3 separate regions of the Homo sapiens genome follow, and regions 1 and 2 are each linked to region 3. Evidence: chromatin contacts called from ENCODE Hi-C or POLR2A ChIA-PET data. All regions are on one chromosome and are shown on one strand. Each heading gives the region's core, a stretch centred on a gene start or an enhancer-like site at or near the end of the contact. The rest is flanking DNA. Distances are from core to core; before and after follow the strand shown.

What was found. Hi-C counts contacts between places; a loop is a spot of excess contacts on that map. ChIA-PET counts read pairs that join two places held with the same protein, here RNA polymerase II (POLR2A). Pooled maps may share reads with other maps.
Region 1: a pooled map shows a loop between it and region 3 (2.2-fold over the local background). The contact joins two enhancer-like sites. A Hi-C loop is called at or near these places in 4 of 50 pooled maps. POLR2A ChIA-PET finds 5 or more read pairs at or near these places in 5 of 52 experiments (GM12878, K562, Panc1 and 2 more).
Region 2: a loop to region 3 is called in a map with no recorded cell type, with 2.2 times the contacts of the local background. The contact joins two enhancer-like sites. A Hi-C loop is called at or near these places in 2 of 37 single-sample maps with no recorded cell type and 1 of 50 pooled maps. POLR2A ChIA-PET finds 5 or more read pairs at or near these places in 2 of 52 experiments (GM12878 and K562).

The regions. Positions count from the first base shown.
Region 1 is chr10:97,036,464-97,040,418 of GRCh38, forward strand. SLIT1 (slit guidance ligand 1) reads right to left here. Exons shown (of 37, transcript NM_003061.3): 21 at 3,525-3,657; 22 at 1,235-1,303. Among named protein-coding and RNA genes, the nearest start is that of SLIT1-AS1, 64 kb to the right of the region's middle. RefSeq lists an enhancer at 1,619-2,119. Within about 2 kb of position 1,273, at least 4 of the 41 ENCODE cell types and tissues checked have a DNase peak (open chromatin) inside an H3K27ac peak, as active enhancers do.
Region 2 is chr10:96,693,145-96,696,841 of GRCh38, forward strand. The region is part of intron 2 of PIK3AP1 (phosphoinositide-3-kinase adaptor protein 1); the gene reads right to left. Among named protein-coding and RNA genes, the nearest start is that of PIK3AP1, 26 kb to the right of the region's middle. RefSeq lists a silencer at 2,365-2,414. Within about 2 kb of position 2,332, at least 5 of the 41 ENCODE cell types and tissues checked have a DNase peak (open chromatin) inside an H3K27ac peak, as active enhancers do.
Region 3 is chr10:96,862,276-96,865,903 of GRCh38, forward strand. All of the region lies in intron 2 of LCOR (ligand dependent nuclear receptor corepressor), which reads left to right. Among named protein-coding and RNA genes, the nearest start is that of LCOR, 32 kb to the left of the region's middle. Within about 2 kb of position 1,981, at least 5 of the 41 ENCODE cell types and tissues checked have a DNase peak (open chromatin) inside an H3K27ac peak, as active enhancers do.

The sequences.
Region 1 (3,955 bases), core at 23-2,522, 170 kb after region 3:
AGTAGCCAGTCCTTGAACTAAATTTCACCAACCCACAATAAGAAACTTGGGCCAAGATCCGGTCACCACACCTAGCTTAGTTTACGCGAACATTGTTTCCATAGCAAGACTTTCTCAACAAAGGAAGCAATACATTGATTTAGATTCTGGTGTAAGCGCCATATCTAATTACAAACCCATTACAAACAGTTCTGGGACTGATGTGGGCCCGTAGATTGCACTTGGAGTGGGACTGCTCCAAATCACACTAAGGTGGAATGTTCTCTGGACTTCTTTTTGGTAGAATCTGGCCAAGGAGCAGATAAAGACAATTGAAGTGAGGAGCTAGGTAGGCTAGAAAACTAAAAGGAGCTGAACTTATTATCCTGAGGCTTATTTTGTATATTTTCATGGAGTAGAAGGGGTCAAAGGTGGAAATAATAGAAAAGCAGAGGCGTAGCCTGAAGAAAAACTTAGTTACAGGTATGTATTTGTAGCTGCCATAGTTCATACTTGGTTTGAGAGCTGAGCTGGACCGAGAAGCTTTCCATCACCCTCCACTTTTCCTGGCTCCTTGGCTCCTAACCTTGCAAGAATAACCCCCTTTGTGTGTGTGTGTGTGTGTGTGTGTGTGTGTGTGTGTGTGTGTGTGTGTGTATGTGTGTGTGTGTGACGGAGTTTTGCTCTTGTTGCCCAGGCTGGAGTGCAATGGTGCGATCTTGGCTCACTGCAGCCTCCACCTCCCGGGTTCAAGCGATTCTCCTACCTCAGCCTCCCGAGTAGCTGGGATTACAGGCATGTGCCACCATGCCCGGCTAATTTTGTATTTTTAGGAAAGATGGGGTTTCTCCATGTTGATCAGGCTGGTCTCGAACTCCAACATGAGTTCGAGAGGTTATCCGTCCGCCTCAGCCTCCCAAAGTGCTGGGATTACAGGTGTGAGCCACCGTGCCCGCCCGACCAGGATAACCCTTTTAACAGTCACGACCAGCCTCACGGGGGAGCTTTGGGGAGACGGCGTGGGCAGGAGGAGGAGGCAGGTCCAACCCAACATGGCCTGGAACTATGTAATTGCCAATCGTGGCCACTAGGTGGCAAAACAGCTCTAGGCACAGCTGTTCCCAGAGGGGAGCAGGGAAAGGAAAAGAAGCAGGATCTGCCCAGAAGTGAGGTCCGTAGGAAATTCCAGGAAAGCCGGAGTCCTGATGGTTAGATGCCAAAGGCCCTCCTGTCCTCAAGCGGCCTGGATACTTACACGAGCTGCAGGTACTTGAAGGTAGACAGCTGTCCCGGAACCAGCGTGAACTGGTTCCCGTCCAAATAGCTGCAGAGAGAACACAGCGGCGTTAGTGCCCATCTCCACCTCTGGTGGTGCCCCATGCTGGGGACAGCCTTCCCTGCAGCCAGGGACTTCGCTCTCATTTCCTCTCCTCCACATAGGCCACACGATGGGCCCAGAATCACTTATGGGAGGAGAAAATATGTACGTTGTTGAAGCCATCTGGGGAGGTGCCACCCAGAGGACTTGGTAAAAAGCCAATAGTCACGTGGCCTCTCTCGGTTCCCTTCTCGCTTCCCTTCTCACCCTCCCAGCCTCCTCCTTGTCCATGGACACTCCCTGGGCCCCTGCCTTCCCCTCCCTGCTCTGCTCTTTCCTGGCCAAATAGATCTGATTTGCACGTTACCGGGCCCTGCCAGCTCCCAGGGCCCCCTGTCCACCTGCTGGCATGGGCTGTGAAGCTGATTCACAGCCAGACTGCCCAACCAGTTCCCCCTCATTCCATCAGCACCCCTCTGCCTTCCTGCCTTCCAGGCTCCGCACCCTGATGTCGCTTCTCCTCCTCCCTCTGCAGCCAGTGCCACCGCTGCTCTCTCACAGCTTGCTTTCCTTGCACTCTCATGCCACCCGCCGACTGTGCACCACCACCCATGCCCGGGCTCCTGCTGCAGCCTCTTCTGTCTGTTCTCTGCACCTTGGACCTCCCTTCTGGCCTCCACTCTACTCACTGCTATCCAAGTCACTGTCCTTAAAACCAAGCCCACCGAAATCCTCCTAAGCCCGAAGCTTCCCAAGGTTCCCATTTCTACAGGATAGAGCTTGGGATTCAAGATGCTCTGAACCTCCCCCTCTTCCCTTCATTGTTGACCATTCATGCCTCCAGCCTGAAGGTGCTAAGCAGTGGCCCAATGCCAGGAGCTGAGCCAAGCTGAGCTCCAGCACAGGATCTCCACCCCCCAACTAACTACAGCCTGCAGGACAGCTCTCCCCCACTTCCCAAAGCCCCAGAGAGGAGCAAAAGGAGGGCTGTGCTCATCCTTACCCCTCGCTCTGCATCATACAAACTGACTTCCCACCCATCTCGTTTGATCCTCGAGGCAGTCCTCGTCCACATACCCAAGTAGTCCCATTTCACAGATGACAAAACTGAGGTTTAGAGAAGTTAAAAGATTTTCGCAGGCTCTGAACTTCACCATCTTCAGTCAAAGAAGGTAGGCTGCCCCACCCATCCCATTATTCTCAGGGCTGCTAGGAGGCTCCAAGGAGAAAGCAAGGACTCATGAGGTTTGTAGGACACTAACTCTGCAGTAGAAAACAGGGTGAAGACGGGGCAGGCCAGGCCCAGGAAAAGGCCCGCAGTGGTTGATGTGCTTGTGAAGAAAAGGCCAGCCTTGCTGGTAATGCAAGAAATAACAAATAGAAGCCTCATCGCTGGTCCTGGGGGTGGGGGGAGAAAAGCTCAGCTTTGGAGGCCTGGAGGGATCAACCCCAGAGCACAGGAAGAGGTCAGAGGTCAGGAGCTGGCCAGAGTCTTTCATTGGGAGGTGTCTGCTGAAGAAGTCCCAGCTCTCCATTCCTGTTTGTCAAATGCATCTATGTCCAATCCTCCACATGTGCTCAGATACCAAATACCAATCAGCCAGGATTTCAGCACCATACTCAGTGCTGACCCAGGGAAGCAAGAAGGCCACCTTCTCACATGGTCAATGGGAGTGCAAAGGAAACAGATTTTCTTGGAAGACCATCAGGCAAAAGGCAGCAAGAGTCCTAAAAACGCACCGCTCTCTGACTGGCGATTTCAGTGAGGGGGTGTTAGCACTGGTGCTGTTTATGACAGTAAAAAAAAATTGGAAACAAATATCCAACAAAAGGGGTTTTGTTATCTGGGTCATAGTAGATTCATGTGAAGAACACTACACTGCTGGTGCAAAAATCACATTTGTGTCTTCATGACACAGGAGCCTGAGACAATGACAGGCGGGAAAGCAAGGTTCTCCTCATTTTAAAGGCGGAGCTTAGTTTAAAGGGAGGAAGCACTCGCTGCCATGCGGTCATCAGGTGACCGCAGAGGGAGAATCAGAGAGAAGCTCAAAGCCTTTCTGGAGGCAGTGTTTTCTGCAAAGCCCGAACTCCAGCTCCTAGTCAGCTAATGCCTGCTCTTGGTCACCTCCTCCTCCCATGGCTAGGCCCCAGCCCCTCAGGAAATGCCCCCACTGTCCCCGTCCTGTGGACCCACGTGAAGGGGGCAAGGCCTTGAGCTACTCACAGTTCTGTGACATTCTTGGGAATGCCCTTGGGCAGGGCCCGCAGGTGCTTGTTGCTGCATCGGACCACGGTGTCCAGGCAGGCGCACTCCTGTGGGCACTGTGGGCGGGGCAGGCAGCCCCCCTCCTCCTGGCCTAGGGAAGAAGGCACGAAGCCCCTGTCAGGGAGGTGGACGGGCCGCTGTAGGGCCTCCTACAGTCAGGGCCATGCTCTGGGGCCTCTCAGAACAGAAGACCCCTCTGACAGTACCTTGGCCATCAGTAAGTCTGTGCACTACACCTCCCCGCCAGCCACCACCGCCACCAGGAATGAAGCCCCCTGGAGCAGTTTTGAGGTTAAAATAGGTCTTGAGTTGGTCTCTTTCTCCTCAAACTCAAAGTGGACCTGGTCAAAGTAGAACAGGAGGATGGCCGCGCACCATCCCATCCCCGG
Region 2 (3,697 bases), core at 1,082-3,581, 170 kb before region 3:
CCTTCAACTATTTCTCATCTGACAGAATTTGAAATTCTCACATTCATTCTATTCAGTCGTTCAACAATTTATTGAGGGCCTGCCATGTCAAGTACTGTTACAGGCCCCAGGAAGACAGCAGTGAGCAATCCCCCCAACTTCCCACCCCACCCTGCTCTTCTGAGGGAGGCTTCCATTCTGTTAAAGGGACAATAAACAAAATGGGCGAATAAATGAATGGATGGCTGGACAGATGGACAGACGGATGGATAACTGGATGGATAGATGGAAAGATGAATAGTTGGATAGATAGATGAGTGGATGGATGGATGGATGGATGGATGGATGATTTGTGTGTGTACTCCTCGTTCAGCCTGCCACTAAAATGTTGAATACTTCTCCAGATAAGCTGACAAATGCAGGGTAGAGGAAGAGCTTCTTCTCTGATGCCAATACTTCTGTTCATAAACCTTCACGTAACACTTTCTTGGAAGTGACATTGCTCTGTTGACTCATGTCTTCAACTAAAGCCACCAGATCTTACATATGCTACTCTTAAAATACATATCCCTTTATCCTGTTCTTGTGCAACTGTTGGACTCTGTGCAGAATTTTATATTGATCCTTATTACTTTGCAACAGACACACATTTAGAATGTAAAATCTGCAAACTGCGGGAACATATTAATATATGCACATCAGCATCACTGCTGTCTACAAACTTAAGAAGTAAAATGCTAATTTTAAAATTAAGTGCTTGAATAAAGCTACTCTAAAAGTTTAGATAGTCCTAATTACTACTATGAAAAAATGACTGCCCTGCCTGAAAGCCATAGTTAACCTGGGCTCTAGGATACCATTAAATAGCCAAGCATGTAACATTTGCCATAATTACAAGCTGGGCCTTTTCTTCTCTTTTTCAAGATGGTTGCTCAGGACAGTCATTTTTTTCTTTAAAGGATGCTGTAAGGACCTATCAAAGAGGCCCCCATGATATCTCAGGTCTGCTTTATGATTCAAAGGGAGCATCCTTCATACCTCTGGATACTCCTGGCATTAAGTAATAGGGTAACACTGTTTAGTGTCCCTCTCCTGCTAGGACACATAAACTTCACAATGGCAGGGGGTGCATCTGACTTTTTCATCAAGTCTCCCCTGGATCTTGCACAGTGCTGCACCCATGGCAGACACTCCATAAACTCAATAAATATTTGATGAATATAAACATAAATTTACAGTCTCATCTATGCCACTAACTGTGTAATACTGGGCAAGTCATCTAACCCCTCTGGGTCCTACTTTGTTCATTTTAAACTAAAGGGATTAGTCCAGATGATCCCAAAGTTTCCTTTTCCCTTCCCTCCCCTCCCCTCCCTTCCCCTCCCCTTCGCTTCCCTTCTCTCCCTCCTTTCTTTCTTTTTTTTTTTTTTTTCAGGGTCTCCCTCTGTTGCCTAGGCTGGAGTGCAGTGGGGCTGTCCTAGCTCACTGAAGTCTTGGATTCCTGAGCTCAAGCGATCCTCCCACCTCAGTCTCTCAAGTAGCTGGGACCACAGGTGCATGCCACCACGCCTAGATAATTATTTTACTTTATTTTTGTAGAGATGGAGGTCTTGCTATATTGCCCAGGCTGGTCTCAAACTCCTGGGCTCAAGCAATCCTCCCGCCTCAGCCTCCCAAAGTGCTGCACTGGCCCTTTTCTAATGTTCATATTCCATATTTCCATCTTGTTGACTCAATGGCTTCTTGCCTCTGTTTCCCCATCAAAGACTCTAAAGCTAGATTGTTTTGCAGAGTATGGGCAAGTTTTAATCACATGCATGCCCCGGACCATGGGAAAGACTAGGGCAAAACACTGTTTTAAAGGATTTCTATAACCTACGGGGATTCCTAATTCAAGTGACTACAAAATAAAAATAAATATTTAGTCTGCCAAATAACTATACAGTTATTTCAGCATTACATTTTTCCAGAAAAAAATCTATAACACAAAAACACAATCACAGTCAGAGATCTTTTCTGGCAACAAACTCAGGCTTTGAGCAAGGATATTCAGAAAATTTTAGAAAATAAAAGGAAAACCCTGGTTCAGAACAAGTTAACAGGTTGGTTCTGTTTGGAATACTAAATGCCAGATCCTGCAACAGAAATGTTTTCCCACATTTCACATGCTCTAAAAGCCGAGTCAACTGCTAGTGCTAATATTATTCTATCTGCTAGTTATGATGAACGTCCTTCCTATCTTATTGCAAGCTTTAACTGCAACTACAGCCTCAAACATTAGCTGTACATGTAAAAAGAAACTTATTTTAGTCTAATTTAAAAGTAGAGCATTTTCATTTCATCATCAGCCTCCCCCGCTATTTCCTGTGTTATCAGATGTTGGAGAGTAAACCAGCAGTCTGTGAAACTGGCAAGCTGGTAGACAAAATAGGCATATTCAACCAGCATTTTCTTAAATAAGAACCTAAGATGGTCTGACTTCTTAATGGTGATGGAGAAGATGCACATATTCAGAAGTTATAAACCCAGAAGAAAAAGTACCAAGGAATTCCCAAAATGACTAACCCAATTCTAGAGGTTTCCTCCAAAACTCTATAGATTGCCTCACTTTTATGCTCTCCTTTAAAAAAAAAAAAAGACACAGCCAATTTAATCTCTGCAGAGACAGACCTATACATATCCCAAGGAACTAACAATTCCAATTGTTAACTAGCTCCTAGACTGGCATACTTAATTCTTCTGTGGGACAGGTTGTTGTATCTGGCACATTTTTAAGTATGGACACAGAAAAATACATGTGCTGTGTAGGCTCCTGTTTGAACTTGAAGAGTAATTTTCTGTTTAGAAACACCCTATGTTACCGAAGACAAATTTGCTCCATGGAAATGGTTGACAATCCAAAGGGCATCAAGCCTCTACATAAGATGCTCATGGGAGGGACATCTTTTCTGCAACTGGGACATTCAAAATGGTCCCAAGAGTTAGGAAAATGGATAATAACTCATGAATATACTCACTCCTCCAGTCATCCATCCAACCACCATTTACTAGGCATCTACCACACATAAAACATTGTCAGTAAGAGACCAGTATTGTTTTTCTAAACGTAAACAGTGAAAATTTTAAAAGTCCCCAAGTTTTTCCCCACAGAACAGGCAATTTTGATCAATTACTGATTTTGTTAATTTTTCTGTGTCTTAGAAAACCAACTGTCCTATTTCAGTCTAAATTTTACCAAACTGGCTGAAACTGAAAATTTTCTGCCCAGAATGAAGACCATATGACAAGCCCTATTGTGGTTTCAATAATTTCTCCAATGGGCAGATCAAGAATCATTTAAGGCATTAAATCATCCTCTTTCCTGGGCCATCTCAGACCTACTCTGGGTCATGTGAATGGCTGGTGGAAACCAAATTGAAAAGCTGCGAAAACATCCTGTAATAACAGGGAAATTAACAAACCCATTCTGTAATGCATATTTACCCCCATTTCCTCTGCCCCCATTATCTTTCTATGAACCCACATGCATAAATCTTCATGCAGACCATAGTAAACAGTACATGTAAAATGTTAAATACATACATTCCTTCATATCCACACAGATAATGGTATAATGTGATATACTCCTAAGACTCAACTTGAGCTAATGTCCATAAACAGAAAGTTATTATTAATGCATTTAAAGTTTCATTTAAAATTCTATTGTGAAGGATAATTT
Region 3 (3,628 bases), core at 731-3,230:
TCTTTTCTTTGTTTTTGAGATAGCGTCTCACTTTGTTGCCCAGGCTGGAGTGCTGTGGCATAACCTTGGCTCACTGCAGCCTCGATCTGAAGCAGTCCTCCCACCTCAGCCTCCTTTGTAGCTGGGACTATAGGTATGCACCACCATCCTCGGCCAATTTTTCTATTTTTTGAAGAGATGGGGTTTCACCATATTACCCAGGCTGGTCTCAAACTCCTGACCTCAGGTGATCCGCCCGCCTCAGCCTCCCAAAGTGCTGGGATTACAGGCATGCATCACCAAGTCCAGCCACGTAGGCATGATTGGTAAACTATTGGCCATTGGTGATCAACTTAACCTTCAGCCCTTTTCCCTTCTCCAGAGTTTGGAAGGTGGGTTGCAAGTCTCAACCCTCTAATCCTGTCTTGGTCTTCCTGGTGGCCAGCTCCTATCCTCAAGCTACCTAGGAATTGCCAGCCCCCGTCAACTCATTGGTGTACAAAAAGACAACACTTTGTAGTCTCTAAGGATTTTAGGAGTTAAAGAGGGTCCAAGACCAAATATGTATTTCAGAATATCACAAGTATCTTTTTTAAAGTTTAGTAATATGTTTTCTTTCTTTTCTTTTCTTTTTTTTTTTTTTGAAACAGAGTTTTGCCCTTGTGGCCCAGGCTGGAGTGTAGTGGCATGATCTCAGCTCACTGCAACCTCTGCCTCCTGGGTTCAAGCAATTCTCCTGCCTCAGCCTCCCAGGTAGCTGGGATTACAGGCACCCACCACCACATGCCCGGCTAATTTTTGTATTTTTAGGAGAGATGGGGTTTCACCATGTTGGCCAGGCTGGTCTCATACTCCTGACCTCAAGTGATCTGCCCACCTCAGCCTCCCAGAGTGCTGGGATTAGAGATGTAAGCCACCATGCCCAGCCGAAGTAATATGTTTTCTTTTTCTGTTTTTTTTTTTTTTTGTGATGGAGTCTCACTCTGTTGCTCAGGCTGGAGTGCAGTGGTGTGCTCTCAGCTCACTGCAACCTCCGCCTCCTTGTTTCAAGTGATTCTCCTGCCTCAGCCTCCTGAGTAGCTGGGATTACAGGCATGCACCACCACACTTGGCTAATTTTTGTAGTTTTAGTAGAGACGGGGTTTCACCATGTTGGCCAGCCTGGTCTCGAACTCCTGACCTCAAGTGATCTACCCACCTCGGCCTCCCAAAGTGCTGGGATTACAGGTGTGAGCTACCATGCCTGGTCCATCTTGTGAATTTTCTGATTTTTTCACATTCAGAATTCATTTTCTGGGAATTGATTCTAAAAGTTTGATTGCATTGTTAGTGCTGTGGAAACGTGAAGTGTGTGGATTGGGATAGCATGATCAGGTTTTTCTGAGGTTGACCTTTTTCAAGAAAGCATAGACTGGTGTTGTGCAGTCTTTAAACTGCTTTAAAGGAGTTTAGAAAAGTTGCTCAAATTTTGCCCAAAGGCTTGGTCTTGTATTTACCTTAGGCGTTTGCTAAAATACTTTTTCTCTAGTAAGTTTAAGTTGATATTTTTGGTTTGATTTAGTATGTTCTACAGAATGCTAGTTGCCTTCTTTCATGATGCTATCTTTTGTCTCTAACCTGCCTATTTTGTCTTTTGTTTTTGGCACTTTATTCTTTCTGTATCAGTTAGCATTATGTTTACTGAATGTTGGAGGAACTGTTCTGAGCTTGTTGGTAGGAATGTCACTTTGTATGTTTACATTCTGATGTGAAACACCTGTCCCTGAGCAGTTATGTTTCTACAGCTAATGATGCCATTAAATATTAACTTGGCAGTAGTTTATGAACCTTATCGCCTAATTTCTTAAGGTCCAATATCTTAGAAACTCCGGAAGCACATCATAAAATACACAACAGAGATTAAAGGTTATAAGAATAAATGTGCCCAACTAAGAAGGGACCAATAGGTAGAAGAATGAGGATAGGAAATAATGACACAGAGGACAGTCCAACATTCTGAGAGCCAAGTTGAAAAGGAAGTAGATACTCAAGTAATGACTCATAGATGGTAATCCAAAATGTTCTCTGTCAAATAAAGGTGTATTGACTTTCAGTTGATTTTTCAAACAAGGAAAAATCCTTATTTGCTTTGGGGACAGTCTTTGTTTAGATGGTGTGGTTGGATTGTATTTTTATTCACTGAGCCAAATGTTCTGTGAACATCTTTACTAGCTACCAAGCACTATATGGGGATATGGTGATGTGCAAAGCAGACTCTGTTCCTGCTCGCATGGCACTTAGAATATAATGGGAAAAACAGGGACATCAGTTACACAAGGAACCAGATAAAAGCTCTGAAAAGAGACGTTGTTCTCTGCATGTATGTATGGTCATGCACCTCATAACAATGTTTCAGTCAACAACAGACCACATATATGACAGTAATCTTGTAAGATTATAATACTGTATTTTTACTATACCTTTTCTGTGTTTAGGTATGTTTAGATATACACATACTTACCATTGTGTTACCATTGCCGACAGCATTCAGTACAGTGACATGCTATAGGTTTGTAGCTTGCTAGCAATAGCCTAGGTGTGTAGTAGGGTATACCATCTAGGTTTGTGTAAGTACACCCTATGATGTTCACACAACAACACACCTATTGGCATATTTCTCAGACCATATCCTTGTTGTTAAGCAGCTCAAGACTATAATTGTGTGTGAGTTGTGGGGGTGGATTGGAGTAATAGAAACTCAGAAGAATTTCTGAGAAAAGAAAATTTAATTTGAGAGACGAGAGATTAGTAGGTGTTAATTAACTATGGGAAGGAGGTAGGGGAAATGTGGTTGGTAGAAAGGACTATAGGATATCAACGTATATTTTCAGAAGACAGAAAAAGCAAAGTTAGATCTTAATTTCCCTCTTAAGACTCATTCTGGTTTATATAAAAATTTATATTTTCGTCTCACCATTTGATGTACTTAAACATGCCTTTATGAGGTTCAGTTTTGACTGTGGACTGTTAGGCTGTTTTAAAAAAAATTAGGGAAACTGAAAATTGGAAGGGGGCACTGGATGAGTATATTGTTAAAATTTTATGGGAAGAAAAGATACAATTATACCTAGGCACTAGATATTTCTGTAAATCCATAGCTGTACAGTTGCTCCCATTGGAGAAGCATGAAGGCATTCTTAGGCAGACATTCTGTCAGTTTCTATCTCTCTCTTTCCAAAATCAAATAGGAGTGATTTTTTTATCGTGTTTAATTGAGATGCAATTAAAATGTACAGTAGTTATGACAGTTGTATACACCCCTATGGCCATCACCCAAAACAAGAAATAGAACACTTCTGAGCCAGGCGCGGTGGCTCACGCCTGTAATCCCAGCACTTTGGGAGGCTGAGGTGGGCGGATCACCTGAGGTCAGGAGTTCGAGACCAGCCTGGCCAACATGGGGAACCCTGTCTCTATTAAAAATACAAAAATTAGTCGGGTGTGGTGGCAGGTGCCTGTAATCCTAGCCACTTGGGAAGTTGAGGCAGGAGAATTGTTTGAACCCAGGAGGCAGAGGTTGCAGTGAGCTGAGATCGCGCCATTACACTCCAGCCTGGGCAACAAGAGCGAGACTCTGTCTCAAAAAAAAAAAAAAAAAAAGGAAAAAGAA